Linked DNA regions of Mus musculus: region 2 is linked to region 1. A link is a loop called in an ENCODE intact Hi-C map of the cell type or tissue named here. Cell type or tissue: left cerebral cortex. All regions are shown on one strand.

What was found. Hi-C counts contacts between places; a loop is a spot of excess contacts. Peaks named below come from ENCODE experiments on the same cell type or tissue, not always from the same donor. Only the 100,000 strongest peaks of a DNase experiment are listed, where the experiment ranks them.
Region 2: a loop joins it to region 1, with 3.0 times the contacts of the local background. A loop is called at or near these places in 1 of 42 quality-filtered maps.

What each region holds. Positions count from the first base shown.
Region 1 is chr19:3,573,922-3,576,421 of GRCm38, reverse strand. Ppp6r3 (protein phosphatase 6, regulatory subunit 3) reads left to right here and starts at 673. Exons shown (of 24, transcript NM_028999.1): 1 at 673-781. n-TAagc9 (a tRNA gene) reads right to left here and starts at 159; the gene lies at 87-159. In left cerebral cortex, no CTCF peak of the experiment used is centred here; DNase peaks (open chromatin) are centred at 480 and 1,329; H3K4me3 peaks cover 2,324 bases; H3K27ac peaks cover 1,506 bases.
Region 2 is chr19:3,767,741-3,770,240 of GRCm38, reverse strand. Kmt5b (lysine methyltransferase 5B) reads right to left here and starts at 2,352. Exons shown (of 11, transcript NM_001379678.1): 1 at 1,901-2,352. In left cerebral cortex, CTCF peaks have their summits at 684 (motif pointing left) and 1,410 (motif pointing left); DNase peaks (open chromatin) are centred at 547, 1,434, 1,721 and 2,152; H3K4me3 peaks cover 2,155 bases; H3K27ac peaks cover 1,873 bases.

The DNA.
Region 1 (2,500 bases):
ACCTTACATTTTGACCCCATTTTCAGGGATGCCACTCTACTTTGTCTGAAGTAATTTAATTGAAGGTCTTCGATAAAACTATGCTATGGAGAATGCGGGCATCGATCCCGCTACCTCTCACATGCTAAGCGAGCGCTCTACCATTTGAGCTAATTCCCCAGCTATAATTAACTTCCGTCGCAGGTTGTATTGTGACTCACGTCATCACCGGTTTTCCCCCCCCCCTCGTCCCCCGCGGCCGTTACCCCACCGCCTGCTGTCATTGTGTTACCCCATTGGCTTCTTCGCATCCGGAGCTACACAGCCGGGATTGGTTTGGTTCATTTGTTTTAAACTACATTGACTATGCGGATTGGTGGTCCCAAGCGTCTGTCACGCGAGGCCCCGCTGTTGCTACGGGGCAGAGGGACCCAGCCTAAGCTTCTCCCAATTTCTGACTTGTTTCTCAGACTCCGGGGTCTAGAGGTTCCGGATCCGTCAAGACCATGGGAAAAAGAATGCGCCTCTCGCGTTTGACTGACAAGACCTCAAAGCCAATCGAAGTGGAGTCGAGGGAACCGCTGGGCGGTCCAATAGGTTGTGGGGGGCGGGAGAGACAAGCCAATGATCCGTGTGAAGGGGCGGGGTCTATCCTGTGATTGGCTGCGGGGCGGCCGGAGGGAGGGCGGGGGTAACTCAAGGCCTGCTTGATACGTCCGCCATTTTGGGCGCTTCGCTGATGGTGTCGGTGAACCTTTTTCCCGCCTGAGCGCGACTAACTGCGGGTCTTGGGCGCCTCCAGGTAACTCAGGGGAGGGGGCGGTGGCGCGGAGTGTGCGGGTCGCGCGGGCAAGCGGCCGACCGATCGTGGCGGTGGTCCGGTCCCGGCGGCGTGGGGAGGGAGCGTCCCGGCCCCTTTCCCCTCCCCCCCGGAATCGGCAGCTTCGGCGGCCCGGGAGGCGGCGTCCAGTCCTGGCCAGGACCGGGCCGCCCGCTCCTGTCAGCCGGGCCGAGCGTTGGCAGTCAGCCGAGCCGACTGCGAACTTTGGACGCCGAGGTGACTCTGGGCTTGGCTCGGCGGGAGCCCAGGCGAGGCGAGGCGCGCCCCGAGCCAAGTCGGGGGTCCTGGGCGAGCTCCCCGGCTCCCGCGCCCGGGCCTTCACAGCGACTTCTCGGGATCTCCTGGAGCTTGTCAACTCGCTGGAGAGCTTCGCGAAGGCTTTTGTTGGACTCTTGTCCTCTGAGAAACAAGTTGTGTGGGTTTCTGGGCATTAGCAGAGTCATCGGAACACACAAAAACCAGTTCCGAGTCTCTCGGGGCCATCGCAGTGAATCTTCATCCTCCGCCGTTGAGTCTCTCTTTTATACAGACGCGGGCATTGGAGATTCCCTGGTGTTTTGGAGCTGAAGTGAGGAGTTACCCTTCTTGTGGCTTCAAGCACCTCGCTTTTAAAGCTCGGCTCACTGTTAACTTGGAGGTCTTTTTCTCCCCAGTCCCGTTGTCTTTCATTAGAACTTGGACTTGAAGTTGTAGGTGGGACAGAATGAGTGGTCTCGGTAGCTCTGTGTCTGTACTTCTCCACCGCATGTCCTACTGTCATTTGCCGCCTACCTGCTGTGGTCTCTTTAGAATGGGCCAGAGCTTTGTTTATGTTTTGCTTTGGCTTGGGGGAGGGGACACTTAGAAGGTTTCCTTGCATCAGAGCACTTGTTAATATGGATACTGTTTCATTTTCTTAAGTCAAGTTTACTTTGGTTTTTGCCCTCAAGGTCATGTTGCAGTTGACACAGCCCGTAAGAAAGGAACTTAAGATCTCCTTCCACTAAAATGTTCCTTGAAATTGCAAGGTGCAAGATCCCTGTTGCCAGTGGTGTTTGAGCTTTCTTATGGGCCACCTGAAAATTACATCTTCCTTTGTCACTTTCTAGTCCTGTGACCTTGGGCGAATTAGTCCTCTTTGCTGCCCCTGTAACCCATGAAAATAAGTTTGTTTCATAAGTTTATCTCATGTTAGGTCCCAATTTTATCTAACATGTTCATATTAGACTGTAACTGAGTATATATGTAAATATGTTAGCACAAAGCAGCTAGAATCGTGCTTTGTGAATAGAATCAGCTCAGTGGTGACCATACCTCTCAAATTCAACTTGATCTTGATGATTTTGTTTGTTTTTGAGGCAGGGTCTCACTATGTGGTGGGAAGATCTTTACTGCTTCTGCCTTTAATAATGGGATTAATAAAGTCATGCACCACTGCACCGGACTCATTATTTAGTTATTTTTTGAGATGATAGTAGTTTAGAATGTTCTTGACTTTCCTTTTCAGCTAAGGCTGCCTCAAATTCTTGATCTTGCTGCCTCTACCTGACAAGCATTATGAATAGAGGTGTGTACCACCACACCTAGTTCAAAATTAACTTTTAAGTGTTTAGGTACAATTAGGAAAGCCATGTGTTTAAGGATCAGCTGGGCTAAAAAAAATTACTGGAAGTTATTTTAATTTTTCCATGAGATGTTGAA
Region 2 (2,500 bases), 190 kb before region 1:
CTCAAAGAGGCTTGACATAGAAATTAACAAATTATCTCTTTCATGCTGTGACTACTGAGCACCTGTGCCGAGGTAGACCAGCTAAATCTATGATTCAACTATGATTCAACAGGCTCACAAGAAAACCAACGTACGTGCAATGGCAAAGCCAATCTCACCAAGCATGCAAAGACTTTCAGGGAACAGAGGAATCCTGGCTTCTGTGCAGGCCAACCAGGATGCTTCTTCATAAGCCTATGCCAGCAGCAGGCTATACTCTCTTGCGGCTTTTCTAAGGATGGATGTATGCTGGGACAGGAGAAAGCCAGAGACCGGATGGCCAAAAGGCACCAGGTATGGCAACTAGCATAAGTGAGCTTGGAAGAGGGAGTACAGTGTCCGATGTCGAGAGGCTATAGACTCAGAGTCTACTGTTTGCCCATGTATGACACCTAGACATTTATTTGCACACTTTAACCCTGGACCATAGGGGCTCTTAGTGAGGGACTTGGTCAAACCCACGTCTACATTGCAAACGTGTGTCTTTGGCAATTCACTCTTAAGGCATGGACTTCACTCAAAAGTCGTCTGTGGGGGCTGGTGAGATGGCTCAGTGGGTAAGAGCACCCAACTGCTCTTCCAAAGGTCTGGAGTTCAAATCCCAGCAACCACATGGTGGCTCAAAACCATCAGAATAGAGATCTGACTCCCTCTTCTGGAGTGTCTGAAGGCTGCTACAGTGTACTTACATATAAGAAATAAATAAATCTTTAAAAAAAGTTGTCTGTGATCATTTCAGGCAAAAAGAAAAACAATAACTTCTTCATCGCCTCTGAAAGGGCTTATGTTTTGTCTACTAATTACCCAAACTGGCTGGCGTTTCTGTCAAAATAAATAAATAAATAAATAAGAACGGGGAACAGTTACAAGGAGAAGCGAGTTCCTCTAAGGAATCCATCCACTCGGCAGCCTCCCAACCCCTCAGGCCTGTGTCAGACAGTTTTAAGTCTAGAAAGCAGGTTTAAAAAACAAACAAACAAATCAAGTCAGGCAATCCATCTTGTCTGCTCCTCTGAGAGGACTGTCTCAGAGTGAGCGCCATCAGAAAGTTCAAGATGAACTTCACGTCTCCTCCTCTCCTTCTTGCACTCTGGCTGAACGAGCGGATGACAGATCGAGTGACGCCAGTGCCACTGCGTGGGGCCCGAGCGACTGCCCCCCACCCCCACCCCACCCCCGCGCGCGACAGTCTGAGCCTGGAGCAACAGGAAACGAGGCTCGGGCCAAAACAAAAACAACCGAAAGTTCGGCGAGCCGGCGCGAGCAGATTGGGCGAGACGCTTGCCGGCCGCCCATTGGAGAAGAGGAAAAACACAGTCCCCCAATCCCGAGCGGCCGAGCAGCTCCCCTCGTGCGGCCGCGACCCGGCCCTCGCCGACCGCTACCGCTCCCTTCCGGCCGCCGCCAACACTGCAGGCCGTGCTCGCTCGCCCGGCCGCCCCGGCCCCGCAGCCCCGCCCCGCGGCCCGGTTCCTGCACGCACGCACGCACGCACGTACGTCCTCCGCGGCTCACCGCCAGCACTGCCGGTCTTCCAGCACCGGGCCCGTCCAAGAGCTCCGCCACCGAGCTCCCGAAGCGCCCGGCTACACTTTTTGGTCCCTCCAGAAAAATTAATCACCAAAAAATATTTCCTCAGAAAAAAAAATTGGAGAGTAAAATCCAATATGGCGGCACGGACGTAGCACCGCCCGCTGCCTCCGCTGACGGAAGGGGGGGGGAAATAAAGGAGTCCGCGTCCGCCGAGGGGCCCCCCCAACCCTGCCGCCACGGCCACCACCGCGGCCCGCGCCAAGCCCCTGTCCCCGAGCCCTGGCTCGCAGCGCCGGGCCACCCCCGCCTCACAGTCCTCGGGCCTCACCTCCACCTCGCGCGCAGTCGCGGGATCTGAGAGGCATCCGCCGACTTCGGGGCTTCGCGTCCTGCGTTCTCGCGCAGCGCCGGGTGCCGCCTCCGGTCCCCGGGCGTCCTCACCTCATAGCCCCCGAGCCTCGCTGCCGCGCCGCAGACGCGTCGCCGCCCCCGGTGAGCCACCCGGACACCGCCCGGGCTCGGTGGAAGGACACGAAAAGGAGTCCACGACTGACGGCGGAGGGACACCACGCCGACACCGAGCGTGCGCGCACCTTTGCTCCGCGCTAGTGGCCGCGATGGCTTCGACGGAATTCTGCGGGAAGAGGCTGAGAGACACCAGAGAGAATGAAGTTCCCTGCCGCGGCACCCGACAGCGGAGGCACAAGAGTAAATCCCCCCCACCACCACCACCAAAGAAACCACGTCGTTGCCGTCGCTGAGCCTCGAGGCGGAGGGATCGCAGCGAGAGTCGTTCGAAGATCCCTCCGCCCGGCTGCCCTTTAAATCTCGGTGGAGGCGGCGTCGCCGCGCGCCCGGTGGGCGCCACCTAGTACCCCGGCCGCTTGCTGCCCCGCGGGGTTGGCCCCCGCCCCCGTCTCGTGCGCAC